Linked DNA regions of Homo sapiens: region 2 is linked to region 1. Evidence: chromatin loops called from intact Hi-C (ENCODE). Cell type or tissue: heart left ventricle. All regions are shown on one strand. Each heading gives the region's core, and the rest is flanking DNA. Links, peaks and the distances in the headings are about the cores only. Region 1 overlaps RERE (arginine-glutamic acid dipeptide repeats). Region 2 overlaps RERE (arginine-glutamic acid dipeptide repeats).

Region 1 (15,519 bases), core at 7,520-15,519:
GAAACATTTTCAGTGGCTGCTGAGTGAGGAAGCATTTTCAGTGGCTGCTGAGTGAGGAAGCATTTTCAGTGGCTGCTGAGTGAGGAAACATTTTCAGTGGCTGCTGAGTGAGGAAGCATTTTCAGTGGCTGCTGAGTGAGGAAGCATTTTCAGTGGCTGCTGAGCGAGGAAGCATTTTCAGTGGCTGCTGAGCGAGGAAGCATTTTCAGTGGCTGCTGAGCGAGGAAGCATTTTCAGTGGCTGCTGAGTGAGGAAGCATTTTCAGTGGCTTCCTAAGCCACCATTCCATGATACTCACCTTCAGAGCAGCCACTTCCAAACATCGGCATGTGGATTGCGTTTTCACTGGCCCATAAGAAATAAATGTAGCCATTTTTCCTAACAGTAAATGTAATCAAAGAACTTTTTCTGTTTACTTTTTTGGAGATAAAATGTCATTTCTTTTACAAAATAATGATGAGATCAGGAGGCAGTTACTTCTAATGACCTTACATGGCAAAATAAGAAAGTGGCAATTCGGTATCCATTTCTCAAAAGTTTTATCCTTTTAATTTCAGGTGAATTTTAATTCTCCAGAAATAATCATTTCATCAGATGTTTACTGAATACTTATTCAAGATGTTGTCTTAGACCTGTGGGGTACTCACAGATGAGATAGCACGTACTTTGGCAAGTTGGGTGGGCCCATGTATGGTTACAGCACAGGGAAGCCTGTCTGTGCCAGCACAGAGGCGGGAATGAAAAGATGTAGGAGTGAAACCTGTATGATGCCATCCAGTGGTGGGGGAGTGAAGTGAAGGGAAGGCTTCATGGAGAAGAAGGCAGCAAATGTGATGAATTGAGTCCTGAGTGATGAGGAGGACTACAGGGCCTGGACAGAGGAGGAGGTGGGGGTGGTATGGGGCTCAGGGGCTCACCCAGCAGGCAGGAGAGTGCTGAGGAACAGAAAACTGGCCATTGTGTTTGACATAAGCCAAAGGCCGTGAGGCGGGGGAATATGGTAGAAAGGAATATGGTAGAAAAGTCTTCCGGTAACACAGAGAAAGTCTCAGAAGAAGTAGTCAAGCAGCTGGGCCTTTGTTCCTTAGGCCCTGAGGAACCTTTGACCGTTTGGAGAAGAAGTGGCAAGGTACTAGCGGGGCTTTGGGAAGACTCACCTGGTCTGTGTGCAGCATGGGAGGGCCGGCCCAGGGAAGAGCTGTGGCAGGACCTCAGGTCCAGACGTCTGAGTGGAGGTGTGGGGCCAGGGTGGGATTAGCAAATGGCTGAGTTCATCCACCAGAACAACACAGAGCTTAGGAAATCTCATTACAGTGTTCAGTGTTGGCAGAAATCTTGAGCTATTGCAGTTCCTTTGCACTGTACAAATGGAGTGGTAAATGTAGTGGTAAAAAAAAAATTTTTTTTAACTGATTTTTTAAAATGTTATAAAAAGGTGCCTGGGTAAGGAACATCTTCATGAGTGTCTTAGACTGGCCCCACCTATTTACAAGTTAAAGCCACAAGACCTTCACGTACTTCCCTCCTTTCCCTTTGCCTTTCCCCAGAAGAGGATCTGGAGGTGGCACCGAGGGACTGCCTTGCCTGGAGGCAGCTGCCTCCTCACTGTGGGCTTCCTCGTGGGTGGCGGTTTAGATCAGAGCCCTTCGGCCTCTTGAACGTAGGAGGCTGAGATTTCAGAATTCCACTTCTCTGCGTGTGCCTTCAAGCAGATCATCATTCTCCCTGCTGCACTCAGAGACCACAGAGGTGATATTTAACGATTAGCAGCAGAGCCCGCTGACAGTGCCAGGCTCCTTTAGGGATTAGAGGATTCGGTTGGTTAACAAAAGAAGGAGCCCAGGAGAACAGTGCTTTAATTACCAGAGTTGTTACTGGAAGACAACCGGTTGCCTCCTGGAAAAAGATCTGTAGAAGGTGGCTGCTCCTGAATATCGCTGCTGGTTCTGCCCAGTGCCCGGCTTCTCACCTCAGATGTTCTGAACAGTTGTCAGATCCAGCCCTTGAATCGTTGGGGAGGGAAAGGAAAGAATGACTCGCATAGGATTCCATGCCAGGAAATGTTCCTGACTGCACTCGGCAGCAGCGTTGGAGCACTCCAGTTAGGGCAGCTCTTCAGGGGACAGCGTCGCATGCAGACTTCCTGGGACCGGCTCTCAGGGCCACAGCTCTTTCCTCATGGCCTGGGTCACTCTCTGGGCCCGGGTTTAGGAAGCAGCTCTACACCATGCTTCTTTCTCCCTCTCTGCCCTACATAATTTGAGGCCTTGTTTTTTATTATTTGTTGCTTGCTGGGATTTCTCCCTGAAAAAACATACCTTAAAAAAAAGTTTTAGATCTCTCCACTTCAGTAAGGAAGGGGTGGATTTCTTCATCCCCTTTACGTGGACCACCAAAGAAGGAGCCAGATGCTCACTGTGGGGCATTTTTTCAAACAAAAGTTTAAGCAGGGGAACAACATTCTGACTCTAATTGCACATTAGCACCGAGAGTTAAGGCATTGTGTAGAGATTATTTAGCTGCTCCTTCTGTATTCATGTTAAAATATTTGTTTAGCCATAGGAACAGATAATCTTGTGTCTTAAAGAATTAAAATGATTTCTTCTAAATGCTTACTTCTAAGACTCTGCGATGGGGTCAGGTGCGTACAAGGATGTGCACTCAGCAGCCCTGCCCCTGTTGGCTCCTGTCCCATCACGTAACTACAGTCTGCTCAGCTGACAGTGGTAGGTGGGCTTCGAAGACCTGTGAAATAGCTTCGGAAAGAAATTGTGTTTATAATCCTGTTATCCATGAGAAGCTTCCAGGCCTGCCTCCTCATCCCCCTTCTCTCCGACTGCCCCCTCCTTTTTAGTGGGCGATGCATGGCCCAGAAAGGGTGCCCATTGGAAACTTCGTTTGTGAAAAAGAAAGGAGCTGCAGCTGACCCTCACTAGTGGCACAAGGCCAGAGCCTGGGCATATGTGACGTTGCAGGGATCTGGTTTAGATGCCTGCCTGCCTGTATCTCCCCTCTGTCTGCATGGGCAAGGAGGCAGGAAACTGGTGTTCCAGGGCCTTCCTTAACATAGCCGTAAGGCCAGCAGTCCTCATCATTCTTTGCTGTTGGTCGTAAAACTGTGTTGTGACAGTGGAAGATTCTCACTGTTCTCTGTGAACTGAATCGAAAGGGGGTGCGCATACGGTTATTTACAAAGGACTGAGTCCTTCTTTGGCTTAATTTAAAACACACACACACACACACACACACACACACACACACGACCTGATGGTAGGTGGCAGGCTGCAGACACCCTGGATACCGTGTGTGGGAGTCTCCAGACCTCATCTTCTATTGCACTCCCTCCCCTTCCTCAGGGGAGTGTCCAGACTTCTTGGGTGATGTGGTAATAATGATATAATTACCAAAAAAAGTGGGACTCAATCTTGGGTGTACCCTTATGCTTCTAATATGGGACAGCAGAAACCATTGATTTAACCTTCTCCTGCCTCCATGTCAGCTTCTCAGAGGATCCTGTCTGAGCAGTTCATGCTGGGCTCGGGCAGAAGAGAAGCTGGGCCCCATACTGTTTGAAACAGGCATGCTTGCTACGAGTGAGCCTTTTATAGTCAAAATGCTTCCAGTGCCTTCTTCTTCAACAATCTCTTCTACTCTTTCACTCCCCCATGCCCCTAAAGAGAGAGAAGACATGTGGCTTATCACAGGACAGGTTACAGGTTCTCTTCCCGTAGCATTCCACTGCCTGTGGGAAATTAAATAGCAGTTGTGTTGGTGGATAGTGTTTAGTTTACCAAATGCGCACAGGTAAGTTGGCCTGTTGGAAAGCCTGGGAGGAGACCCTGCTCACATCTGTGCACACATGCACATACACAGGGGCACCCACTTGGCCCCTGGGTCGGGTTGCCTATCACTTACCCAAGATAAAGCAGAACTGGGCCTGGCCAGAACAGCAGAACCAGTATTAATACCTGAAATGGGTACAGGCAGCCTCTAGGAGGTAGGCAGCCCCGGCCCCTGTTGCTCCAGCCCAGATTGCCCAGGCGGCGGAGGGAGCTCTTAAAGACCTGTGCTGATGTCTTACGTTGTGTCTGTGTGAACTTGATAGACTTGCAGCCTAACCCTGGAGGGGGCAGAAATAAAGTGGTGGCTGAGGAGGAGAAAGTGGCCTGAGCCCAGCAGGCCCCTGGATGGCAGGAGCGGCTGCCGCTGAGCTGTCCCTCCGCTAGGCCCAGAGTCAGCTGACTCTGCATCCTTAGCTTTTTCCTTCTCTCCTAAGGCCCTTCACCCAGATTGCCTGGTGCCAAGCAGCTTACTACTTCTTCCCTCTCTCTTCCATGTGTGGCACTCCCTTCCCCTTGTTTTTCTTTTTGTGGGAAATTAAAGGAACCTAATGGTGCTTATTTTCCTAACTCCATCTTAGTGTATAGCCTGGAAAGACACCTCTGCTGGGAAGAGACTCCTAAGTCCAGGAGCCAAGCTCCTGTCATTGCCAAAGGCTTTTTGCATATGACCTGTGGGAAAAATTTAGCCCCCCCACCGCCAAAAGAAAAAGGAAAGGAGAGAGAATCTGCTAAATATAGCCCAATGGATTTGAGCACTTCTCTTGGCAAGAGCTGCAGCCGGGAACACTGTCAGTTGGAGATGACTTCGCCCTCTTCCTTTCCCATTTCTGCCCAGGCACTAAACCAGTTGAGTTCCTCATGCTGTGTGCAATTATAGCACCGAGACATAAGATATGTTGACTGTGAGACCTTGTTGTGAGATGAGGTGAGAGCATCAGGAGCAAAATGATCATTATAGGCCATTCATGTCGACAACATTTTATACCTCTGTGTTTGCTTGCAGGCAAAATCAGGAGCTAATTTGCAAGGCTGCCTTTGTGGAGCTGCCTTTTGATTAATGATTGCCTGTGTTAATGTTTCAGTAAGCTATTGATTTCTGCAACAGCTTTTGTTCCCTGAATTTATGTGCAGCGGGTCTCTGCAGCACACACTATGCATGTTTGATTAAAGTTCAATTGACTTCATTCCTGGCGAGGCCTCTAGCTGCTTCACTCCCTATTTGTAGAACCAGAGCTTTCCCCGACATGTTCTTTTGTTTGTGCTCAAGACCTTGCCACCCATGCAGTCACCAATATGCCATTTCCGATCCTAGACTCGCTTCATTCCAGTGTTGAATCCCTTGATAGGCATAACAGTGGTTGAGAGGCAGCTAATAAAACCCGGCCTGGATTTGTTGTTGTTTTTCTTCAGCTTTATTGACGTAACCTGCCATATATGGTATGAATACCGTAAAAATGCACCCACTTTAAGTACACAGTTTCATGAGTTTTGACCACTGTATACATTTGTGTCAGTGACACCACATTCAACTTACAGAGCATTTTCATCACCCTGGAGTGCTTACCTGAGTTCTTTTAGTTTCTTGTCCCCCACCCTCCAGGCTCTCGGCAACCGCTAGTTTGGTTTTTGTGATCTCTGGGAAGGACTCACGCAGCACCCACCGTCCCTGTCTGCCTGCTTTCATGCAGCATGGTGTTGCTGCATGTGTCGGTGGTCTGTGCCTTTTAATTGCCAAGTTGTAGTCCAGTGAATGTGGGGATACCATTATTTGTTTATCCATTCTCCTGCTTGTGGGCATTTAGGTTGTTTCCAGTTTGGACTGTTAAGAATAGTTTCTGGCTGGGCACGGTGGCTCACACCTGTAATCCCAGCACTTTGGGAGGCCGAGGCAGGCAAATAACGAGGTCAGGAGATCGAGACCATCCTGGCAAACACAGTGAAACCCCGTCTCTACTAAAAATACAAAAAAAATTAGCCGGGCTGGTGGCGGGCTCCTGTAGTCCCAGCTACTCGGGAGGCCGAGGCAGGAGAATGGCGTGAACCCGGGAGGCGGAGCTTGCAGTGAGCCGAGATCGTGCCACTGCACTCCAGCCTGGGAGACAGAGCAAGACTCCGTCTCAAAAAAATATATATATATAGAATAGTTTCTATGAATGTATCCGTGAAAGTCTGTGTGTGAGAATTTTTTTTTTCTTTTGGGTAAATAAGAGAAGAATTGCTGGGTTGTTTGGTAGATATCGTGGTTTGAGCATTCTGTATTTCCACCAGCAGTGGATGACAGTTCTGGTCACCCTGTCACCTTCCTGAATTGTAAGTTTACCGTTCTTACCACCTGTGACTTCACTGCTGTGGAGGACAGTCCTTCCTGCCTGGTCATTTTCTTTTCTTCTTTTTTTTTTTTTTTTTTTTTTTTTTTTTAGTAAAAGGCGAAAGATTTATTCGATTTGAAGAGAAACCAGTTGCCTGGTCATTTTCATCCTTGGCACTCAGATGGTGAAATCTGTTCTGGACTACTTCTTCTTTAAGTGTCAACAAAAAGTTGATGTTGATTTCAATGTTAGATTTCTTTCTTTTGGGTCTTGATTTTTTTCACTTGTTGGCAGAGATCAGTGAAGCCAGGAGCAAAGGTTTGAAAGTTAAGCCTTTTTTCTGTCTGGCATGGGGCAGTTTCTTACCTCACTGAACTCTGGCTTCTTGTTTTTAAGTGTTCTTTTATTTTTTTTAAAGAGATGGCCTCTCGCCCTGTCCCCCAGGCTGGAGTGCGGTGGCACATTTGTAGCTCACTGCAGCCTCAGCCTCCTGGGCTCAAGTGATCCTCTTGTCTCAGCTTCCTGAATAGCTGGTATTATTACAGGCACACACCAGCACACTGGGCTAATTTTTTAAACTTTTTTGTAGAGATTGGGCCTGTAGGGCCCAGGCTTGTCTTAAGCTCCTGGCCTCAAGCAATCCTCCTGCCTTGATCTCCCAAGTAGCTGGGACTGCCGGTGCACACCACCATGCCCAGATAATTTTTTTTTTTTTTGAGGTGGGGGACTAAATCTCACTATGTTGCCCAGGCTGGTCTTGAACTCCTGGCCTCAAGTGATCCTCCTGCCTCAGCCTCCCAAAGTACTGGTATTACAGGCGTAAACTGCTGCGCCTGGCTTCTTCCCTTAACCTGGGATCTGCAGGTTACTATCTTTTAAAGCCATTTCAAAACATATATATTTGATAAATAGAAATAATTGATTATAACTGTGTGTAGCAATATTGCATTATAGACAAATGCTATTTAGAAAAGTCAGGTTGCTGCTTTTTAACAGCCTTCAGGTAAGACTTGAAGGCATGGCAGAGGCTCAGGTACCACCTTCTCACTCGATTTTTCTCTCCCGTTTTTGGTCCCTTTTGTCTCGTATAGCTTTGCATTTCTTCTTACATCCCAAGCTTTTTTTTTTTTTTTTCTTTTTCTTTGAGACAGAGTCTCACTCTGTCGCCCAGGCTGGAGTGCAGTGGCACGATCTCGGCTCACTGCAAGCTCCGCTTCCCGGGTTCACGCCATTCTCCTGTCTCAGACTCCCGAGTAGCTGGAAATACAGGCATCTGCCACCAGGCCCAGCTAATTTTTTGTATTTTTTTTAGTAGAGACAGGGTTTCACCATGTTAGCCAGGATGGTCTCAATCTCCTGACCTCAGGTGATCCGCCTGCCTCAGCCTCCCAAAGTGCTAGGATTACAGGCGTGAGCCACCGCACCTGGCCACATCCCAAGCTTTTATCATTCAGTAGCCCCTAAAATGACTTGGACTGAGGAAGTAGAAGGAACCACTGTGAGTTTTTTCTCATTCTTCTTTCAAGCTCTGGAATTTGAGCTGTGACTTATCACAGCACCAGTTGCCCTTTTGAGCTCATGAAGCATGACCTTGGACAGAGCATTTGGAGTGTGACTGCTCCCTGCCTTGATTTCTCTTCCATATTTTCTCAGAGGAAAACCAGACACAAGTCAGCGTTTATGTCAGCAGTGATCTTGTAACCCCCTAGTGGGATTTACGAATCTTTTCCGTCTAGCCAACACCCAAGGATCAGTATAGATAAATGCATTTCCAAGTCTGGAAAGCAGGAAGTGAAAAGAGCTAGGAGGTTCACAGATCATGACCTTAGGGGCCAGGATGCTCATGCCCGCTGGGACAGTTGTAGCTCGCATTCCTAGACTAGCATGGGGGAGAGGAGCCAGTCAGAAATTCCAATGGCAGTATCTGCATTTCTCCTTATCATTCAGTTACCATCTCATGGAACCGAGGGGTGGGCACATGCACATACGTGTAGGGACATGAGTGTGCTTGTCCCGAGATGGCTCCCTGGCCCTGCTGGCCTGGGGTTATGCTTCATCTGCTAGGTATTGGTGATCAGGAGTAATTTGTTAAGTGTTAAGTGCTTGGGGAGGTTGAGACACGTCCAGTGCTCCAGGAGATACATGTGATGGGCTTTATAGGCCAGTCAGCCCTCCTTCAAGGCATTCCAGCCCTCCTTTAGGGACCGCAGCCGTGGTCCCACTTCTTACAAAAATGCCCAGGCATAAGATGCAGCTGTGGGCAGTCAAGTACTCAAGGCACGGCATCCCCTGCCTTGCGGAAGCCACCCCACCACCTAAAATCTGCCCACCTCTCTTGTCACTGTGTTCTGAGGCCATTTCCTCTGGGGGTGTTTTGGATGAAATCTGGTCTGATGGGTGAGTTTGTCATGTGGCAGCTACATGTCTTTGTTTGGTTTGTCTATTTTAGTCCTTCCAACACTAGTCTTTCCATCCCCCTCTCTCACTTTCCCCTCTCTCTTTTTGCCTCCTCCATTCACAAGACAGTGTTTGATGAGACAAAGTGAGGGTGCAGGTACCTCCAAGACAACTCCCAGCATCTAGTCGCCAAGCTAATAGACTTTCTACAGTGTTGATTTAATTAGAGGGAAACCAAGTGATCTGTGCTCTCTCACTTGGCTGTGTTTGTTTTTTGGGTTTTTTTTTTTTGTTTTTTTTTTTTGTTTTTTTTTTTCAGTTCTAGGTAAAGAGACTTTATCTTGGGATGTTTAAGAAATCGTCTTTTGTGTGTAGGGTGAGATGGCAGCCTGCAGCGCCCTGAGGGCTGGGGGTGCCCAAAGTGCCCTTTCTTTAAAAAGCTTACATTTGCTATATTTCCAAAAAGGTATCTTGCTTTTGTTTCTGCTGGGCCATGAAAAGAAGCCTGACCTTGTGGTGTGTGATATTTCACCTTTGCATCAGCACCACTGTGTGTCTGTCCTCTTGTAGTCTTTCTTTGCCAAGCCCAGTCCTTGCCTCTGGACGTCGTGCCGGCATGTCAGATGTGGGCCTTCAGATGGAGCCAGGTGGAGGCTGTGGAGCAGTTTCCTGAGCATGCGGTCTCTGTTCTTCCCCACCTTCTGTTTGGCCCTGGTTCCTCACCACCTGGGCAGTTTGCTTTGGTTGGTTGGTTGTTTCTGGGGGAGTCTAACTGGCCGGGCATTTCCTTCTCACACCTGTGTGATTTCACTGGCATTACTGTAAAGAAAGCATCGTTGTGTTCACACACATGCACAGACTCACGTGCACACACAGCTAGAATGTAAGCTCCTCGTGGGCAGGAATCTTCTCTCCTTTTCGTCCATTGTGGATGATGTGTACCTCCCATGTGTACAACAGCGGTGGGGTCTGACATAGCAGACACCCAACAAGTACTTGTTCTTGGTGTCTGGAAGTCAAGCTGTGCTGGGCTGAGGAGGCGGGCCCCATTCATGCAGTCCACGGGCAGCTCAGTGGCTGTTTCTTGGGCAAGCCCAGTTCCTCTCCCAACTCCAGGAGCGACTGGTCTTTATTCTCATCTCTGGCACAGCTGTTAAACACCCAGCTTTCCACTGTGGCAGAGAGGGTGCGTGGGGCACGGAAAAGCCCCAGGCCCTCCCCCACAGTCAGCCCTTCTCTTCTGCAGGGGGAGCTGATCACCTTCTATTACTATTGGAAGAAGACCCCCGAAGCAGCCAGCTCCCGAGCCCATCGTAGGCACCGCAGGCAGGCCGTGTTCAGGAGGATTAAGACTCGCACCGCGTCCACACCCGTCAACACACCCTCCAGACCCCCGTCCAGTGAATTCTGTGAGTAGGGGTCTTGGCATCACAGTGGGCGGAGGGGAGACTGTTCACGGGCAGCCTGTCCCACTCTGGGCCCGTAGGAGCTGATGGCTCCGGGAAGCATGAGGGGGTGTGCACCCGTGCTCCAGTGCATGTGTGAAGCCTGACCTAAACATAGACCGATGGTGGGGGCGGGGAGCAGGACAAGGATTCAGGAGGGAGACTTTAAAACATTATTTGTACATTTAAATATTTCTCATAAACTCAACATCATCTTAGGTTTTTACAAAAAATACACGTCTTGGCCTGGGATGTTTTTGGCCTTGTCCTGGGAAGGTTTTCCATTTGACAGATGATGTACTTGATGTCCTGCTTGAATTCTCATTGCACTTTTGGTTGTAAGAAGATCAGATTAACACTTTCTTCTTTTTCCTCCTGCTTCACCAAGATCCTCTTTTTGGTCCCAGTATGATGTACAATCTAATGATGCTGGAGCCCACACCTTCTCACCCCTAAAAAACTGGGGTGTAGCAAAAGTGCCTTATAGCTCTGTCCTGGCCCGGGACGCTGAACCTGAGGGGCGCCGGTGTTGCGCATGCAGGCGACTAGAAATCACCTAGCAGGACGGGTTGGGGGCGCTCGGTGAAGTTGGAATTTCTCAGGATTGCCTGGGCGTATTAGGGAGGGAGGCAGCATGGACGCGCTTGTCCCAGTTCAGACTCACCCGTTACGGGCATCAGTGGCAGGGCAGGCCCTTGGGTATGGCGCCTCACACACAGGCCCTCTGTCCTGGTGACTGACACTGAGGAGCTCGAAGTGGTCCTTTGCAGACACTGTCCTACCTCAGCCTGTGCACCCAGCCGCTCTGACTGGTGGCCAGAACCTGCAGTAGGCCAGAGGTCACAGGTGTTCCCCCCTCCCCCCCACCCCACCGGCCCAGCCTTGGCTGAGCATGATGGTGTCTCCCCCACCCCCACTATGTGCCTGCCACGCCCAGTGGACCTAAGTTCAGCCAGTGAAGATGACTTCGACAGTGAGGACAGTGAGCAGGAGCTGAAGGGGTACGCCTGCCGCCACTGCTTCACCACCAGTAAGTGGCCTCGTCACGCTCCTGGGGCGGGGCGGGGGCACAAGCACTTCCATGTTCTGAACATTTCATGCATCCAGCTGGAAACCTGCCAGGGACAGTACTTGATTTGACATTTGCATTGTGCTTCGGGATTCGAGAAAGTTAGAAATGTTTAGTTTACTTTACTCCTCTGCTTGGCAGTCGGTATGGAATACTGACTGGTAGGCAGGACAGATTGAGTGGGATTGGGGGGTTGACACTGTAGTTCCCAGGAGCTTGCTGCCAGCTTTTCCTGGGCACCCCAAGTTGAAGTGGGCAGCAGATGCCCCTGAAACCCTCTCCTGGCCTTGGGGGAGCAGGGCAGCACTAGCCCTGGGGTGTTGGGGCCCAGGGCTGCATGGTGCTGGTGGCATCAGGTTTGGGTAGAGCCCACAGAAGGGCCCCTCTGCCCAGACATCCCCAGGGAGAGGGATGGTTTCCAAGGTTGGCCCCCACCACTTCCCTCACACAGCCTCCAAAGATTGGCACCACGGAGGCCGGGAGAACATCCTGCTTTGCACCGACTGTCGCATCCACTTCAAGAAATACGGTGAGCTCCCGCCCATTGAGAAGCCCGTGGACCCGCCACCGTTTATGTTCAAACCCGTCAAGGAAGAGGATGATGGGCTCAGTGGGAAGCATAGCATGAGGACACGGCGGAGTCGGGGCTCGGTGAGTCCCCTGGGGCCATGGGGCTCCTGGCAACTTCTTCAGTTTCCTGGGATGTGTGGGGGCTTGAGCCTCCCAGGGGGAGGAAGCGAAAGTCTTGTTTACCAGACAAAGTCCTGGAGGGGAGCTGCTTTGCCCGAGGCGGTAGCTTGCCTGTGGGCTGGGAAGAGTTCTCTGTTCTCTCCTTCGAGGGGCCCCAGGGTGGCATCCTGCTCTGGGTTTTGTAGCAAGCTCTTAGCTTCTGGCTCAGTGCAGGCTCTCCAAGGCCCCTCTTGCTCTCCAAGGCTGCTGCTTGTGGTGTCACTTCCATTGTATCAAATCTCTGCTATTTTAAACTTGCAGGCTCTTTTGTGTTAGTGTGTTTGTGATTTTTTTTAAATGTTTGATCCCGTTTTGGAAACTTCCGATACATTTTTCTGCTCACTGCATAGCTCCTCCCATAAAGAGACTTTGTTTCCTAGGTTGGAAATGTGCCAGGGACTTTGGGAGAGGCTTTTTCCAGGTTTGGGGCTGAGGGTACTGACAGGGTCTTTCCCTTCAGCCTCCCTTATGGCCCCTTCTGGCAGGTGGGTGGGACCATCCACTTTCCTCTGCCCCTTGTATGCCGTTGAGGCTGCTGGCAGCCCGGCCCCCGCTCACTCAGAAGGGAGCAGGTCAACCAGCCAGAACCATTGTCTCCTGATCTCTTCTGAGCCCTCATGGCTTTGCAGAAACATGCTGAAGCGCTTGGCGGCTTGGGGAGCTGAGCTGCTTTACTTGACAGCTTCATCTCTTTGGGTCACTTCCTGTCCTGTCAGATTAAATCCACAAGTGTTTGATTTCATTTGGTTTGGTTGGGAGAATGGACGGTTATGAGGAATAAACAGAAAGGGTGTAGGGTGCTTTAAAGATGGCCCCAGGCGACTTTCTGCCGCTCAGAAAGTGTGGTTCATTTCCAGCACACGTTGTTCAGGACAGTCCCTTGGGATGAGTGCTTTAGGTTTGAGAACCGCCCTCTGGCGTGAGCCCACTGATTTCCCCACCTCTTCCCTGAGCTCCACACCGACCTTCATGCAGCCAGGGACAGGCAGGGCGGCCTGTTGTTTGCCAAGGTCTGGGATTTGCTGAGAGGCTGATAGGGTGTGCCTTCAGGCTTCTGCCTGTGGGTTGGGCTCAGGTGGGTCCACATGGGGACTGGGAATCTGGTGTCACCAGTCTTCGGTTTGGGTGGGCAGATGTCGACACTACGCAGTGGTCGGAAGAAGCAGCCAGCCAGCCCTGATGGTCGCACCTCACCCATCAATGAAGACATCCGCTCCAGCGGCCGGAACTCCCCCAGCGCTGCCAGTACCTCCAGCAATGACAGTAAAGCAGAGACAGTGAAGAAGTCGGCCAAGGTCAGGTGCTGGGGGGATAGTAGGGCCTACTCTGTCCCTCCCTCACATTAAAACTGGTTTGCTGGTATTCGTGATCAGCTCCCTCAGACACGAGGATGCAGCTCATTCATGGAGCCTGTCTGGACACCAGCATTGTCCTGGCCTAGGGGCTGCAGACCGAAGGCTGGGGGCCTAGAGAAGGGGGCTCGAGCACCAACTCTTGGGGGCCACCTCTGCCTCAAGCTTCCCAAGTTCTCAGAAAGTGTGGGGAGTGGTTAGAACGGCTCCCTCCAGAGCCAAGTACAGTCCTCCCTTGGTATCCATTAGAGATTGGCTCCAGAGCCTCCACCGCCCAGGATACCAAAATCCACAGGTGCTCAAATCTCATATACATCGACACATGGTTTGCATGTGACCAGTCACATCCTCCTGTAGACTCTAAATCATCCCTAGGTTACTTCTACTGCCCAGTGCAATGTAAATGCAGTTTAAACAGTGGTTCCACTGTCTAGTTCAGGAGATAATGACAAGAAAACATTGTGTGCACGTTCAGTATAGATGTAACCATCACAGTCCTGCCTACATTTTCAGTCCATGGTTGCTTGAATCTGAGGATGCAAACCCACAGGTGCAGAGGGCTGGCTCTCATTCCCACCCCCAGATACGTGTTCCTTCTTGGCCCCAGTTGACCCTTCTAGAGCTTTTTGCTCCTGGAGATGGAACTCAGAATGAGGGAGCAAAGTGTCTGCAAACCGTCATTTCCTTGCTGAGGCTGATGGGATGGTCTCCCTTGGCCTGATTGCTCCTTGTGGGCTTTTCCCCTGCAGAAGGTGAAGGAGGAAGCCTCTTCCCCTCTTAAGAGTAACAAACGCCAGCGGGAGAAGGTGGCCTCTGATACGGAGGAGGCTGACAGGACCAGCTCCAAGAAGACAAAAACGCAGGTGAGGTTTGCTGCTGAGCCTTGCTGAGTAAAGCTAATGCTTCTTCAGAAGCCCCCAGCCGGGGTTCTCCCTAGTTGGTGGCCGTGCCCTGTCTCCTAGGGTGGGGCTGGAGTGGCCTTTGACACTGGCTGGGTCAGGGCACGACCTGTGGTCCCGGAGCCAAGCTTGCTGCTTCATCTGCACAAACATTACTGTGTGTCCGGCACTGGTGGTGCAGAGCAGACAGGGCTCTGCCCTCCTGGGACTTCCATCCTTCCCTTCTCTGACTCCAGGAGATCAGCAGGCCCAACTCGCCATCTGAAGGTGAGGGAGAGAGTTCAGACAGTCGCAGCGTCAACGATGAGGGTAGCAGTGACCCCAAAGACATCGACCAGGACAATCGCAGCACGTCCCCGAGCATCCCCAGCCCCCAGGACAATGAGAGTGACTCGGACTCGTCAGCCCAGCAGCAGATGCTGCAGGCCCAGCCCCCAGCCTTGCAGGCTCCCACTGGGGTCACCCCAGCTCCCTCCTCAGCTCCTCCAGGGACCCCTCAGCTGCCCACGCCAGGGCCCACGCCCTCTGCCACTGCAGTTCCCCCACAGGGCTCCCCCACGGCCTCCCAGGCCCCTAACCAGCCACAGGCTCCCACAGCGCCTGTTCCCCACACCCACATCCAACAGGCACCGGCCTTGCACCCCCAGCGGCCGCCCTCACCGCATCCCCCGCCGCATCCCTCGCCACATCCCCCGCTGCAGCCTCTGACTGGGTCGGCGGGCCAGCCTTCTGCACCCTCTCATGCCCAGCCCCCACTGCACGGTCAGGGCCCACCCGGCCCTCACAGCCTGCAGGCTGGGCCCCTGCTGCAGCACCCAGGCCCCCCACAGCCCTTTGGCCTCCCTCCCCAGGCCTCCCAAGGCCAGGCCCCTCTGGGGACCTCCCCAGCAGCAGCGTACCCTCACACCTCCCTGCAGCTGCCAGCCTCTCAGTCAGCGCTGCAGTCCCAACAGCCTCCACGGGAGCAGCCCCTGCCACCAGCGCCCTTGGCCATGCCCCACATCAAGCCCCCGCCTACCACTCCCATCCCCCAGCTGCCGGCGCCACAGGCCCACAAGCACCCTCCCCACCTCTCGGGGCCCTCACCCTTCTCCATGAATGCCAACCTGCCTCCCCCTCCAGCCCTGAAGCCCCTGAGCTCCCTGTCCACACATCACCCCCCGTCGGCTCACCCCCCACCCCTGCAACTCATGCCTCAGAGCCAGCCATTGCCCTCCTCGCCCGCCCAGCCCCCCGGGCTGACCCAGAGCCAGAACCTGCCCCCGCCCCCTGCCTCCCACCCCCCTACAGGCCTCCACCAGGTGGCCCCCCAACCCCCGTTTGCTCAGCACCCCTTTGTCCCTGGAGGCCCTCCTCCCATCACCCCTCCGACCTGCCCCTCCACCTCTACCCCACCGGCGGGACCTGGCACCTCGGCCCAGCCACCCTGCTCTGGTGCGGCGGCTTCAGGAGGCAGCATAGCGGGGGGGTCGTCCTG
Region 2 (15,519 bases), core at 3,118-11,117, 45 kb before region 1:
AAGTACTGTAAAGTTTAGGAAGCACCGCTATTTACAGTAATGCAGACTTGCAGAATTCTGAGCCTGCATAGTATATCATTCTTAAAATGATACTGTCTTTATTCTGTTAAAATTGTAAAGTTTCACTATTAGGGCTTGATTTTGTTTTTCTAATTATTGCAAAATATTTCAAACAGAAAAGTATCAGGGCTTATTTCCATTGTCAATAATAGGATTTCTTTTCTTTTCTTTTCTTTTCTTTTTTTTTTTTTTTTGGAGATGGAGTCTCGCTCTGTCGCCCAGGCTGGAGTGCAGTTATGCAGTCTCGGCTCACTGCAAGCTCCGCCTCCCAGGTTCACGCCATTCTCCTGCCTCAGCCTCCCGAGTAGCTGGGACTACAGGCGCCCGCCACCACGCCTGGCTAATTTTTTGTGTTTTTAGTAGAGACGGGGTTTTCACCATGTTAACCAGGATGGTCTCGATCTCCTGACCTTGTGATCCGCCCGCCTTGGCCTCCCAAAGTGCTGGGATTACAGGTGTGAGCCACCGCGCCTGACCGTGAGCCAGGACTTCTCAATATAGTTTTCTTCTCAATTCCCACTCCCATGTTTTTCTAGAAACATGATTGTAACTCCTGTCTTACTTGATACAAAAGCTCTTGTTCTCTTTACCTTGTGGCATGCAGTCTAGTTAGACCTTGCCAGATTCTATTTCAGTTTTTAATAAGCCTTTTTATGTGGAAGGATGGCCTTCTCTTGTTAACTGAAGTTTACATAGTCATAAAGGTTTAATACCACAGTGTTTTCGGGCATTGCTTTCTTTTATTGGCATTCCTTATGTATGAAAAAGAAATATAAGTTATTTGAGGGGCTGGCAAGATGGGTAAGAGGAAAGACATTTATGTGCCATACTGTTTTTCTTAATAATTTGTGCTCACATAGATATAAACAGTTGGAATTTTCCATTTGAGGCCAAAGTGATTGCCAGTAGAAACAGGCACTGCATTTTGGCAGTAAGTACTGTGATCCTATAGCTATTCCTGTGCTGAGAGTTTGTTCCCATTAAAATGGAGCCGAGGCTCGAATCTATTAATTGTGATAGTCTGAACTATAGGGATATTTGCCTGGGCAGTGGTCCAGTTTTCGTGAGGGTAATCTATGAGAGACTGGCTGATATTCCCTTGTGTAAGTGAAGTACGTAAGAGACTTTTGGTGCTGGTGTTGGAAAGAAAAGGAGGTATTAAAAAATTGGGTGACTTTTTAAACCAAGGGCCTTGGACAGTTGCCGTTCTCAGTGTAAACAGCCTGACCTTGGCGTTATCCTACATATGAAAACTAGTGGGGATGGCATGAGAATGCTTTAATTATTTGAAATGTATTACTTATAGAAACTGCACTCAAATGAAGTATGCTTGGGGCTTTTAAAGTGTTATTGAACAAAATGTTGCTTGCAGGGATTTATTTGCTGTTGGTATTTGCTAACCTATATTTCTTATGATTTGGCTGTGTCTTGGTTACCTGGATGACTTTTAGATGGAGACATTTATGACTTTGAAGCCTAAATAGTCTGCACCATTTTATTAGCTAGTAAAACAAATGGAAGGTTTGAATTGGTCTTTAGAAAGACTTACAAGTTGTGGTTGCTGTGGTTAACAGTCAATGGATTTATCCACTTGGAGCTTATATTTTATATCATAGATTCTTTTTTAGCCTTGTAAGATCTATTCTGACTTTGAAAACTAGTTTGCTGATATTTTAAAAATATATCTATCTAGTCTGTTAGGAAACCGACATTAAAACTAAGTTTCAAAATGTATCTGAAATTATAATCCTTGAATAACTAGTTCATTTTTAATCTTATTTGAAACTATACCCTTGAGTAATACTTAGGAAAATAGAGTAAAAATTAATAGTATTGTTTTGAAAAGTAAAGCAAAGCATTAACCTCAGTCTCAGTCCCAGCTGCTCAGCATGGGAAAGGCATCCCCCTACTCCCAGTAAGATTTTTTTTTTCCTGTCATGTATAATTTGAAAACCATTAATTGTGTTAGGTAAATAGGAAAAGCAAACAGGAGCAACCTTCCTTTGGGATACCAGAATTCCATTAAGCTAAGTTTTCCGAGATGTTGAATTTTTTAATTAAGTTTCAGTATTAATGGCCCATGTTTCTTCCCCCCACCGACCCCCCCACTTTGGAAATATAATTCTTTGTTCTGCTCAAGTGTCTTAAATCCTTCTTCTGAATCCTCTCAATTGTGGTATCATAATCCCCAGGATTTGACTATTGAAATGTTATTTATTTATTTAGAGACGGAATCTCCCTCTGTTGCCCAGGCTGGAGTGCAGTGGCGCGATCTCAGCTCACCGCAACCTCCACCTCCCGGGTTCAAGTGATTCTCCTGCCTCAGCCTCCCAAGTAGCTAGGACTACAGGCATGCGCCACCATGCCCAGCTGAGTTTTGTATTTTTAGTAGAGTTTTAGTAGAGATGGGGTTTCACCATGTTGGCCAGCATGCTCTTGATCTCTTGACCTCATGATTCGCCCGCCTCTGCCTCCCAAAGTGCTGGGATTACAGGTGTGAGCCACCACGCCCGGCCGACTATTGAAATATCTAAACTATCCCAGTTGACAAAGTTGGGATTTTGGGGGAGCTTTTGGTAACCCCAGGCCTGTGCTGTCTAGGATGGGATGTCTGAGGTGAATAAGGGTGCTTACCTTCATGGCCCCTAGTGAAGGGGCCAGGTGGGCCAGGGGTCTTCTCTGAAAGGTATCTGAGTCCCCTCATTTCTTTTTTTTTTTTTTTTTTGAGATGGAGTTTCACTCTTGTTGCCCAGGCTGGAGTGCAATGGCACAATCTCAGCTCACCACAGCCTCCGTCTCCCGGGTTCAAGCAATTCTCCTCCCTCTTCCTCCCGAATGGCTGGGATTATAGGCATGCGCCACCATGCCTGGCTAATTTTGTATTTTTAGTAGAGATGAGGTTTCACTGTGTTGGCCAGGCTGGTCTTGAACTCCCGACCTCAGATGATACACCCACCTTGGCCTCCCAAAGTGCTGGGATCACAGGCATGAGCCATGGTGCCCTGCTAAAGTTCCCTCATTTCTAACGGTCTTGCTGGGGCTGCCTCTGCTCCTCCCCAGGCTGGTTGCTGTTACACAAAGGGCCCATTTCATCTCAGCAGAGTTGGGTTTTGTTCCACCCTCTTCAAATTAAGATTGGGCAGGTACAGTGGCTCATGTCTGTAATCCCAGCACTTTGGGAGGTTGAGGTGGGAGGATCACTTGAGCCCAGGAGTTCAAGTCTAGCCTAGGCAACATGGTGAAACCCCATCTCTACAAAAAATACAAAAAATTAGCTGGGTATGGTGACACGCACCTGTAGTTACAGCTACTCGGGAGGCTGAGGTGGGAGGATCACTTGAGCCCAGGAGGTCGAGGCTGCAGTGAGCCAAGATCACGCTGCTATGCTCCAGCCTGGGCAACAGAGTAGTCTCAAAAACAACAACAACAACAAAAAACAAAATTAAAATTTATTTTATTTTATTCTTGGACTTGACTCTGATTCCTCTTTTCCATGCATTTTTACTCTGCACACATGTGTGCATGAATGCATATATGTATTTATATAGAATATAAAGCCTTCTGGGCAGGGACCTCATTTTAATACCTCTTTATGGCACCCTTAGAGTCCTGTAACAGCCCTTACTTTTTATTTGCTTAAAATGAAGTATGTGTGTGTGTGTTCACGCATGTATAAATAATAGGTTCGAAATACATTGTAATCATGGGTAGATAATTAATGGTCCTAAGACGTGAAAACTCTTCATTGTTTTTAAACGAACATTTTCCTCATCTTTTGCTCTTCAGTGTGAGCAAAATCTAACAGACCAAAGGAAAAAAAAATCCATCAACAGTCATAGGAAGCTTACAAAGCTTCGGAGATCTGGCACCACCAAAGCTTCTCCACCTGATCTGCTTTGAAATGCTCTTTTTAAGACCAGTTTGAAACCTGGATATCCCAGGCCTTAGACTTTGTGTAATAGACAGAAAACCCCTGTGAACTCTACTGTCCCAGGACAATGGGACTAGGACTTGGGGTTCACTCTGCCACACTGGTCCTTCCTGTTCTGTTTATTGTGCGCAGTAAATCAACTCTCCTGTTTGCGCAGCGGTTCTGTGTTCTAGATTATTTATAAGATTGAAATCCATTGTTTATTTTTCTCAGCAGGTTTATTGAGCCAGTCAAGAATAAAATACTGTCTTAAGCAGTAGAGTAAGCCATTAGCCAATTGCAACTTGGCTTCAAATTAATCCCTAAAGGGTGTGCACATGAACACACACACTTTGTATGTCCCACATACATGTGTGTACTGGAGGTGAGAGCCAGGGGAGGTGGAGGAGCTTTAGTGGTGCCAGATCTCTGCAGCTTTGTAAGCTTCCTATGACTGTTGACGGATATTTTTTCCTTTTAGTCTGTTAGTGAGTCATCATCATATGCCATTTTATTATCTTGAAAACAGTCTGTGGAATTTTTTATCCCGTGTCTTTGCTGTATGAGTGAACCACCACAGAGGGTGTCGGGAGCAATATTAAGCTGGAGACTTTCTTCAGTGATGCTTCGCTTATGTATTTGCAGCTGCTGCCATTGTCGCTTTGTTCCCATGTGCAGGAGTTGGATTTTTTTGATTGTTGTTTGGCAAGAAATATTAATAGTAACTTTTGTGTGTTTGATTATTTTCGGGGCCGGAGCAGCATCTGTCCAGCACCTTTGGGATTTGGTGGTTATTGACTTAGGCACAGGGCTTCTAAGATCAGAACTTGGTTCTTCTTCCCACAAGTGCTCTGTTTTGGAAATGTGCTAATGACACACATTGAATTATGTCAGAGGTTTGTGGCCTTAAGTTGTCGAGGGAGGTGTTTTCATTTGGCGAGAATCTGTAATTTGTGGAACAATAGGATTAAGTTCTAAAGGAAATAGGCCCGATGAATCTGTATAGATGGCTAGTTTCGCAAAGTAAAGCACAGAGCCAGTGAACTGGGGGCAAACTACACGTTTTGGATAATGTGAGCCTAAAAAGAAAAACCCTAAAACTTTTAAATAAATTTCTAAAAACCAAAACCTTTTAGTATATGTAATTTACTGGCTTAAAACTATAAATATTATAGTTTTAATAATTTTGTAGATCAGGAATTTAGGTGGGACTCAGCTGGCCATTTGTTTCCATGTCATGTATCCAAAGCTCACTCTGTAGTATCACCTGGTAGATGGGTTGACCTGAAAGGTCCAAGGTGGCTTCCCTTATGTGTCTGCCACCTTACGGGAGATGGGTGGGAAGCTGGCTCATCTGGGGCTATTAACCAGAATACTGGCATTTGTCCTGTCCTCTGGGGTGGATTTGCCCATCAAAACTTGAAGTTCTAGCAGGGCAGGGTAGATACTCCTACTATAGTTCCAACTACCTGGGAGGCTGAGGCAGGAGGATATCTTTAGTTCAGCCCGAGCAAGCTAGCAAGACCCCATCTCTTTAAAAAAAAAAAAAAAAAGACTTGAAGCCCTTATTTCTTTTGATCTTGTAAATCTATCAGGTGACTCAGGAGAAAAGTCCATGTGCCTCTCTCCATTTTATGGCCACCAGATGAGTTGAAGGATGTAATGCTTCTTTATGTAGTAATTTTGTATTTTTATTAAGATGTCCATGTTTACCAATAGGAATACCCATTTGTCCAATATATCTTAGACTCATACAAAAGTGTACCATTTTCTTTTGTACAGTACTCTGTTCTAGTTATTATTTCTCCAAATGCTACATACCTTACCAGGCATGTCTATAAATACTTACATTTGTTGCAACATTTTTCTGGAAATCTGTCATTTGGAATGTTTAACTAGATAGTGTGAATGTAAAATGCTCCTAGTTTATTCCTGATGCTAGTCAATCATCAAGCACTTACTGAACTTATTGAGCATGGGGAGAAAAATAGTGAGCTGCGGTTGTGCTCCCTGGGGGTGTCTTACTGGCTGCCACGGTGCATACTGGAGGGAAACCAAGTGCCGAACAATGTAGTGTGGATATTAAATAGTAATGGGAGGATGAAGGCTTGGGGAGTCTTGTGCATCCTGGAAGATGGACACTTGGGGCTTCAAGCTCTTTGAAGGATGGGTGTTTTCAATGTTAAAACTTGTTTGAAAGGCCTTGCCGAAGGAAGTCCTTGAAGTAGCTTTCTTGTCTGTTGAGGTATTTCTCACTACCTGAATCTTCTACAGCATTCCTGCAGACTGGGGACATCGAACCCATTAAATGAAGCCATTGTGGTTTTGAACAGTTCCATTTTTCGGGCCGCCTTCCTTTTATTAAGCTGAAATCTGTATCACTTCACCTTCCATACATTGTTCTGATCTCGTCCCTTGGAGACTTAGAGGATTCTTGCCATAACGTCTTCCTCATGGAGGCTCTTCATGTGGGCCTGTGTAGTTGGCACACCCCCTGCCTGGGCTTCTGGCTATAGGCTGCTCAGGCCTCTGCTTCCTGCAACAGCCGTTCTGGGTGAGGTCTTGTGGACCTTTATCATTCGGCCCTTTGTAAAAATTGATGTCTACAAAGAGGAGAAAGTGGCAACAATGGCCCCAGCCGTGTCCCCCAGCCAGGGCGGCCCCCCTCCCCTGCCCAGCCCTCCTTACCCAGCAGGCAGGCAGGTATGCATGCATGTGTGTTAACTTAGTGCCTCCTGGGTGTGCATCAGTGCACAGTTCCTAGACTAACATAAAGTCACATATAGGTTGTGTTTGTTCTGTTGAGTTGAGCATGTCTTTATCCCAGCTCTCATTTCCCACAATGAGAAAGCATTAATGTTCGGATTTAGTAAAAAAAAAAAAAAAAAAAAAAAAAAAATTGCCTGATTGAATAGTGCATACCCAGGCTAACCATTAATTACACCATTTCGACACTTAGAATGGACCTGAGCAAAGATTTCCAGTGCCAGAGCCCAACATCATCATGCATGAAATAGTAGGCTCTTTGCTCCTGGGAGAGGGACCATTAGCTTTGATCATGTCGCCAGGCCCTCCCCAGGAACTTGTCCATGCTGATAATCTTAGCACCAGTTAATTTCTCAACCCATTCCTACATGTTTTGATAAACTGTGGCTAAAGATTAAGATAGCAACCATTTAGCAGACATACGCCTTCATGAGTGTGCTGCTTTTGTTTCAAATCATCTGTTGAAAGAAAAGCTTGAAAGACAGAGTTCTCCATTTTGCCCTCTCATAAACAAAAATTCTGGAAATGAGCTGTTCACAGACTGGCCTAGGAGCCCTGGATTTTAAGGTAAAATCATTGCTTTGGGATTTGCTGTCAGTCCAAATTGGACTTTCTGCTTTTCATTGAGCCTTCCCCCTGCTTCTATTCCTCTCCCCAAAACAGTGCTGCTCACAGGAACTGTGTCCCGACAGAAGTGTGGACAGTTCTCCTTTTCTCTCTGCTGCCTCATGCGGTTGTTAGAACAAGCTAATTCCATCTGAGTAGGTAGTATAGCTTTTCTTTCTGTTTACTATTGCTGGGTGACAGGAGAGCAAGGGCAGAAGTTATGGTAGATAGCTCAGCTTTACAACCATTGTCGGGGCTAAACATGAATCCTCAGCAATCGGGTTGGCCATTCCTCTTCTCAAACGTTGTACTCCCTCTGCTGGTTTTGAGACAACTGATATTTCCTTAAGAAGTGTGAGGCTCTGCCTTCAAAACGGCACAGTCTCTTTTCCCCAGATCTGCAACTGTGTGTGTTGCACACCCACAAAGAAGACAGTTCTTTCTGGCTGTGGGGAAATGATTTCAGTTCTTGGGCAAGGATGGCAAGGAATAAATGTAGAAGAAATTCCTTTCTGATACCATTCTCCTACCTCACATCCTACCCCCAAATCATTGCGGGACATTTAGACTTGTTTGGGGGACCCCCAAACACAGCATTCTCAGGCGTTGTATTCACTTCTACTTGTTTTCTTTGACCACCACCACCTCCTGCCCCAAGCCCAGCCTCCACCTCCCCGCAGCACTCACGGCAGGAGTCATTTTTTATAGCACACATAACCTTTACACCAAAAGGAAAAAGTGCATTGCTTGTAACAAAATGAATCTCTTTTCTGCTTTTATTTTGAAAAGTCCTCCCTGTTGTTTAATGTGGAGGATATTCATGCTGAAAGCCTGTTCCAAGTAGGCATTTGTGCGTCCCAGAGGAACTTTTGATTTATTTCCTTAACTCTGCCCTCCTTTCTCTGTGGTTCAGAAACCTTTAATGATCTGTGAAGCTCAGAGACTTCAGTGCGAAACAGTAGTCGTTTTAAGAACCCCTCCCACTATATAAAAGGCCTGCCAGTTTCCACATGCTGGGTTTTTGACTCCCTGAAAGGCTGACCTCTTACAAATTTTGGTTGTACAGCAGGGCATCCTGGGTTGGGGCCTTGATAATGCTTTTGTGAAATCTTTTTCCCTCCTCCTCTTGCTCTCTTTGAAAGTTGTAATGAAAATTCCGGGCTCTTGGCCAGCCTGTGGGATGTGATACAGTAGAAATGTTTCTGGTGCCCTTTGTTACTACTCGGCTTTGATTAGGTTTATTTCCCGTAAGCTTGATTTTGCTAGCCCTTCCCCCACCCTCCCTTTTTTTAATGGCTGAGGAGGTTAACTTAGCCAAGGTTAAGCGTTTTATTATGCAGGCTGCTTCAACCTAGTAGAGTCACTTTGGCCAGGCTTTTGTGGCAGAGAGAGACAAGGGGAAGCTATGTTCTCCCTCTGTGTTTGCATTTCTTCCTCCCAAGGCTGCCTTTTACTTTTAATGCCAGCGTTCATAGAAGGTAACAAGCTAGGTAAGCTGTATTGGTTTCCCATTTCTTTACTCAGAATGTTCCAGGAAACCATTGTACAACTTGTCTTGAGATTTTGTTAGTCAAGGTAAAAATCATGGTAGACCTCTCTAGGGTTTCTGCCAGGTGGAGGGCAAGGCCTTGAGAGCCGCAGTTAACAGCAGCACGCCTTTGATCCTCCCTGTGGTTCTCTGTTTCAAAAGAAAGAAGTGGCTGCAGCTTTAAAAAGGTTTTAAATGCTGCTTTGACCTTGTATTTATAGCTCTTTCGCCCTTGCCATTAAGAACATTTTATAGACATCAGCTCAGCAGTCATCCCCATAAGTCTACGGGGGCTGCCAGTATCATTCCACATGCACAGGTGGAGAAACTGAGGCACGGTGATACTAAAAATGGCACCCTCACAGGTCTTGTCCAGGTCATGGGGTGGGGATGAGCCAAGAACTAGGGCCTTGAGAGGTAGGCTTCCCCCACAGAGCTTCTGTTGCAAGTGCTTGCATCTGGGACAAGATTTGCTTTTTATAGAAAAAAAAAGTGGAATTTTATTATCTTAGACATTCTTTGTTCACAGTAGGATTCCTTGGCCACCTTATAAAGTATAAATGTATGTGCTTCCTTTGTATCCTAGAGCTGTTGAGATGCGAACTGTCTCATAAGGTAGCAGAAAGCACTGTGATGGAAGCTTCTGTTTCATCGGTGTCCTGGAATCTGCTCCATCCCCTTCTCTAGGCAGCAATATGGTCCTGCTTCCTTCTGGGTTTAGGTCCTGGGAGCCTGTCACAATTCTGTCACACAAAAAGAGAATTCCGTAATGACCAGCACAGCTGTATCATTTCAAGGTTCTATGCTAAAAATGTGCAGATCACCAAATAGTTGGCCACTGAGAGAGCCTGTACCACAGAGGGTTTCCTAATGCGAATGCCTGCCCCAAACACTGCAGACAGCACTTTCTGGACTTCATCCTCCATGTTCATTAACTTTCCACTGATTTAACAGTTCTAACCAGAGTTATTCTTGATCTTTGATGAAGTAGATTTTTGAACCTCGGGTGTCGGGTGTTTTGTTGTGGAGATGATGCGGGCTCTGTAGCACATTTGTGGCAGGGTTCTTTTCACCCTCCACAAAGTTGTATGAGCTCTGACTCTTGCCTGGGCTGAAAATGCGGTCTAAAATTATATATGTACGTAGTACTTCTTAGGTTTTTTAAGATCCTCACTGGACTAAATGGAAGAGAATTCTAAATTCTCAACGTGTTCTAATTATTCTGAACTATTCTCCCTCTCCCAAAAACACATACAGATACACACAAATTTATTTTGTGTGTAACCCTTGACTTTCAGAAAGTTTGGGTTATTCTATGCATAATTTTTTAAAAAACCATTTGGTTTAAAATAATTTCAAACTTAAAGAATTTGCAAGAAGAGTATAAAGCATTCCCATATATTCTTTACCCAGATTCTCCAAATATTAACATCTTATCACATTATTTAACCCTCCTTTTGTGTGTGTGCGTGTGTGGTTTTCCCCCCACATGAACCATTTGAGAGTAAGTTGCGGACCTGTTGCCCCTTTATTCCTAAAAATGCACCTTAAAAAGTAAAAAAGTTGCATTACTGCTTTCTTCTCTTGAAAATATTAATCTGACTGGGGACAGCATCATGCCTATAATCTTAGCACTTCTGGAGGCCAAGGAGGGAGGATCGGTTGAGCCCAGGAGTTCGAGACCAGTCTGGGCAACATCGTGAGACCCTGTCTCTACAAAAAAATAAAAATAAAAAAATTAGCCAGGTGTAGTGCCACACACCTGTAGTCATTTGAACCCAGGAGGTTGAGGCCGTAGTGATCCGGGATCACACCACTGCGCTCCAGCCTGGGAAACAGAGTGAGACCCTGTCTCGATTTAAAAAAATATTAATCTGGTGGATTGACTCACTCAGAATCCTACTGCTGCAGTTAAAAATCATAGTACATTTAAGTTTGGCTTTGTAGTTGTTAGGGGGAAAGGGAAGGGGTCTGTTTTTAGTAATTTTTTTCCCCCTTGAAAACACAGAAAAATTTACAGTAGAAAATTAAAATCAGGCCGGCTGCGGTGGCTCACACCTGTAATCCCAGCACTTTGGGAGGCTGAGGCGGGTAGATCATGAGGTCAGGAGATCAAGACCATCCTGGCCAACATGGTGAAACTCTCTCTACTAAAAATACAAAAATTAGCTGGGCGTGGTGGCGTGTGCATGTAGTCCCAGCTACTCAGGAAAATGAGGCAGGAGAATCGCTTGAACCAGGAAGTTGGAGGTTGCAGTGAGCCGAGATCGCACCACTGCACTCCAGCCTGGCAACAGAGTGAGACTCCGTCTCGAAAATAAAAAGAAAAATCAGTAATTCCATCACTAAGAGATGGCCACTAATTAACGTTTTGGCCCATATTCTTCCGACTGTTTCTAGGCATATATCAATAAATATTTTAAACAGAAATGGCCTCATTCAGTTCTATAACCTAATTTTTAATTTTATTTTTATTTTATGACTATTTAAAACTTATCTGTATTGATCTTTTGCTTAACGCATGTATCTATGGAGTCATTTTTGATGGTTGCATTTTTAAAAGATATCATGTTATTAACCAACTTCTAGTTTTGATCATTTATTTTCAGTTTCTGGGGTATTTTTCGGGGGTGGTTACTGCTGCAAAAAAATTTCTTAATGAGTGACTTTGTCTTATCTGGGGGCAGTTATTTCCTTAAGATTCATTCCTAGAAATATTTATTTCAAGTAGTGTGTGCATTTTTAAGGCCTTTGGTAGCCAGTGCCTTGCATCCTCCTGAGAGATTATATTGGCATACCGCTACCAGCAGAGCCATGCTCCCTTCTCACTCTTGACCATCACTTACTATTCTTTCAGTGTTTTAACTTAGCCTGCAGTCTCCTTTTTCTTCGAAAACTTTATGATACTTCAAACAACACCTCTGCCACTCCCTCACCCTCCCCCACGCCCCAAAAAGCAAACTCAGAAAACCGACATATAGTCAGTTGGTTTATCCAGAGTCAGAGAAGTGGCACAGGGACCAGGGGCTTCATCTCTCCAGCTTTGGCAATATTTTGGTGACTGTCTAGGGCTAATTGTCATTCTCAAGGAGGGTGGGGTGAGGAGCCAAGCTTTCAGGACTGTGCTCTGGGTCCTCCATATCACCTCACCCAGAGCAGCCTTCCACCTCGCCCTGACACGGTTGGCACCAGTCTGCTGCCACCTAGCCCACCCTTGTAAGGAGCTGTATGGGTTGTCGACCCTGCTGTGATTTTACTATGGTTTTTGATTGCCCAAGGACTCTTCTTCTCTGTCTCACTGTTAATCAGGAAGTAGTTTAGTCAACAATTACTGTGGGAGAGTAATCTCAGATTAGAATCTGTGGGACACTCTGCTTTTAAAAACGTAGGGTGATTTGAAATTTAAAAGCTAAGATTTTGGCCAGGCTCACGAACCTGTAGTCTCAGCACTTTGGGAGGCTGAGGCAAGAGGATCATTTGAGGCCAGGAGTTTGAGACCAGTCTGAACATAGTGAGACTCCATCTCTTTTTTTTGTTTGTTTGTTTTTTTTTTGAGACAGAGTCTCACTATGTCGCCGAGGCAGGAGTGTAGTGGTGCGATCTCGGCTCACTGCAAGCTCCGCCTCCTGGGTTCATGCCATTCTCCTGCCTCAGCCTCTCCGAGTACCTGGGACTACAGGCGCCCGCCACCACGCCTGGCTAATTTTTTATATTTTTAATAGAGACGGGGTTTCACCGTGGTCTCAATCTCCTGACCTTGTGATTCACCCACCTCAGCCTCTGAAAGTGCTGGGATTACAAGCGTGAGCCACCGCACCCGGCCTCTATTTTTTTTAAAAAAAAGCTGGGTGCAGCGGCTCAGGCCTATAATCCCAGCACACTGGGAGGCCGAGGCGGGCGGATCACGAAGTCAAGAGATGGAGACCATCCTGGCCAACATGGTGAAACCCCGTCTCTACTAAAAATACGAAAATTAGCTGGACGTGGTGACGCGTGCCTGTAATCCCAGCTACTCAGGTGGCTAAGGCAGGAGAATCACTTAAACCCGCGAGATGGAGGTTGCAGTGAGCCGAGATGGCACCACTGCACTCCAGCCTGGTGACAGAGTGAGACTCCCATCTCAAAAAAAAAAAAAAAAAAAAAAAGCTAAGATTTTATTAAGAAAAATAGAAAAAGAATAACCACAAAAGAAAGCAATTTTTAACAAGGAAACATAAAGGTAATAGCAGATATTAATGAAATGGGAGGAAAAAATGAGATGATCCACATTAAATCAAAAGCTGATTATGTGAAAATAGCAATATAGGCTGGGGGCTGTGGCTCACGCTCGTAATCCCAGCACTTTGGGAGGCCAAGGCCAGAGGATCACTTGAGGTCAGGAGTTTGAGACTAGCCTGGCCAGCATGGTGAAACCCTGCCTCTACTAAAAATACAAAAATTAGCTGGGTGTGGTGGTGGGCGCCTATAATCCCAGCTATTCAGGAGGCTGAGACAGGAGAATCACTTGAACCCGAGAAGCAGGAAAAAAAAAAAAAAAGAAAATATGAATATAATACAGCAAGGCTGATCTTGTAAAAAAGAAGGACAAGTAAACAGTATTAGAAACAAAGAGCCAGTGCAGGAGAGAATTTTAAATACACAAACCCACACATGTAAGGGCTACTGTGAAAAGTTTTATGATAGGAAATTTCAAAAGAGACAACAAAATTCTTAAAATTGACTCAAGAATAGAGATTCCAAATATGCTAATAATTATTAAAGAGACTGGATCATTGGCCGGGCGCGGTGGCTCATGCCTGTAATCCCAGCACTTTGGGAGGCCGAGATGGGCAGATCACGGGGTCAGGAATTTGCAACCAGCCAGGCCAACATGGTGAAACCCCGTCTCTACTAAAAATACAAAAATTAGCTGGGTGTGGTGGTGCGCGCCTGTAGTCCCAGCTACCAGGGAGGCTGAGGCAGAAGAATCACTTGAACCCGGGAGGCAGAGGTTGCAGTGAGCTGAGATCGCGCCACTGCACTCCAGCCTGGGAAACAGAGCGAGACTCCATCTCAAAAAAAAGCGAAAGAAACTGGATCATTGGTTTGAATACCCCTTTCCCAGCACCAGCGCCCCCCAGGCAGTTTTACAGGTGAATATACCTGATATTTAATTAACAAATCTTTAAGCTATTTCTCAGAGGCTAGGAAAAGAAGGCAAGCTTCACAACTTTTTTTAAAAGGCTAAGTTTAACCTTGATCTCAAAACCATATAAATACGATCTAAGAAGGAAACATTTTTTGTAGGCCAATCTCTCCCTTCACCAAGCAAAACATAAACGTCTTAAGTGGAATATTACCGAACTGAACCCAGCAATGTATAAAAAGTACTACATGGTGAGCAAGTAGGAGTTATCCCGGGAATGCAAAGATAGTTACCATGAGAGACTCTAGTCTTGTGTTCCAGCTGTCCACCGTTGCATGACATACCATATCAACCCATCCAACCTTTTTGTTCTGTTTATGGATTCCATGGTTCAGGAATTTTGAATGGGGCAGTAAGGGTGTCTTATCTTTGTGCCGTGATTTCTGGGGCCTCAGCTGGGAAGACACAAATGGCTGTGTGTGACATAAACAGCTGTGATCTTCTTTACTCACATTTCTGCCACCTGGCTGTGATGGTGACTCTGAGGCTGAGCTCGACTGGGATGGAAACCTGGCGTACCTATACTTGGCCACTGCATTTGGCTTGGGCTTCCCACAGCATGATGGTTGGCTGCGTTCTGTGGCCATTTCTGACCTAGCCTTAGAAGTTACACAGCGTTGGCCGGGCGCAGCGGCTCACTCCTGTAATCCCAGCACTTTGGGAGGTCGAGGCAGGTGGATCACGAGGTCAAGAGATTGAGACCATCCTGGCCAACATGGTGAAACCTCGTCTCTACTAAAAGTACAAAAATTTGCTGTGTGGTGGCGCACGCCTGTAGCCCCAGCTACTCGGGAGGCTGAGGCAGAAGAATCACTTGAACCTGAAGGTTGAGGTGGAGGTTGCAGTGAGCCGAGATCATGCCACTGCACTCCAGCCTGGCGACAGAGCAAGACTCTGTCTCAAAAAAATAAAATAAAATAAAATAAATTTACACAGCATCACTTACACTGTGTTGTATTGTTTACAAAGCAGTCACTAAGTCCAATTCACATTCAAGGGAAGGGAAAGTAGGCTTTTTTTTTTTCTTTTTGGATAGGGTTTAGATGTCGTTTAGGCTGGAGTGCAGTGGTACATCACGGCTCACTGCAGCCTCGACCTCCCAGGCTTAAGCAGTCCTCCCACCTCAGCCTCCCGAGTAGCTGGGACTGCAGGTGCATGATGCCATGCCTGGCTAATATTTTTATTTTTTGTAGAAATGAGGGCTCTCTCTGTTGCCCAGGCTGGCCTCGAATTTCTGGGTTCAAGTGATCCTCTTGTCTCAACCTCCCAAAGTGCTGGGATTATAGGCATGAGCCACTGCACCCAGTTATAGACCCGATATTTATTTGTTTATTTATTTATTTAGTGACAGGTTCTCACTCTGTTGCGCAGGCTGGCGTGCAGTGGCAGGATCTCGGCTCACTGCAAACTCCACCTCCCGGGTTCAAGCGATTCTCCCACCTTGGGCTCTGGAAGACCCCATCT

The links. Hi-C counts contacts between places; a loop is a spot of excess contacts. Peaks named below come from ENCODE experiments on the same cell type or tissue, not always from the same donor. Only the 100,000 strongest peaks of a DNase experiment are listed, where the experiment ranks them.
Region 2: it touches region 1 in a loop (2.0-fold over the local background); 61 of 110 quality-filtered maps call a loop at or near these places.

Annotation. Positions count from the first base shown.
Region 1 is chr1:8,360,250-8,375,768 of GRCh38, reverse strand. It overlaps RERE (arginine-glutamic acid dipeptide repeats), which reads left to right. Exons shown (of 23, transcript NM_001042681.2): 13 at 9,795-9,957; 14 at 10,931-11,023; 15 at 11,514-11,713; 16 at 12,925-13,086; 17 at 13,893-14,006; 18 at 14,279-15,519. Among named protein-coding and RNA genes, the nearest start is that of SLC45A1, 50 kb to the right of the region's middle. RefSeq lists enhancers at 1,406-2,098, 5,220-6,208, 7,812-8,312, 10,138-11,108 and silencers at 1,966-2,260, 8,260-8,429. In heart left ventricle, for the core only: no CTCF peak of the experiment used is centred there; DNase peaks (open chromatin) are centred at 11,026, 11,678, 12,848, 14,818 and 2 weaker places; H3K4me3 peaks cover 400 bases; H3K27ac peaks cover 5,496 bases.
Region 2 is chr1:8,401,322-8,416,840 of GRCh38, reverse strand. The region is part of intron 12 of RERE (arginine-glutamic acid dipeptide repeats); the gene reads left to right. Among named protein-coding and RNA genes, the nearest start is that of RERE-AS1, 16 kb to the left of the region's middle. In heart left ventricle, for the core only: CTCF peaks have their summits at 7,400 and 7,602; a DNase peak (open chromatin) is centred at 8,506; H3K4me3 peaks cover 2,477 bases; H3K27ac peaks cover 5,428 bases.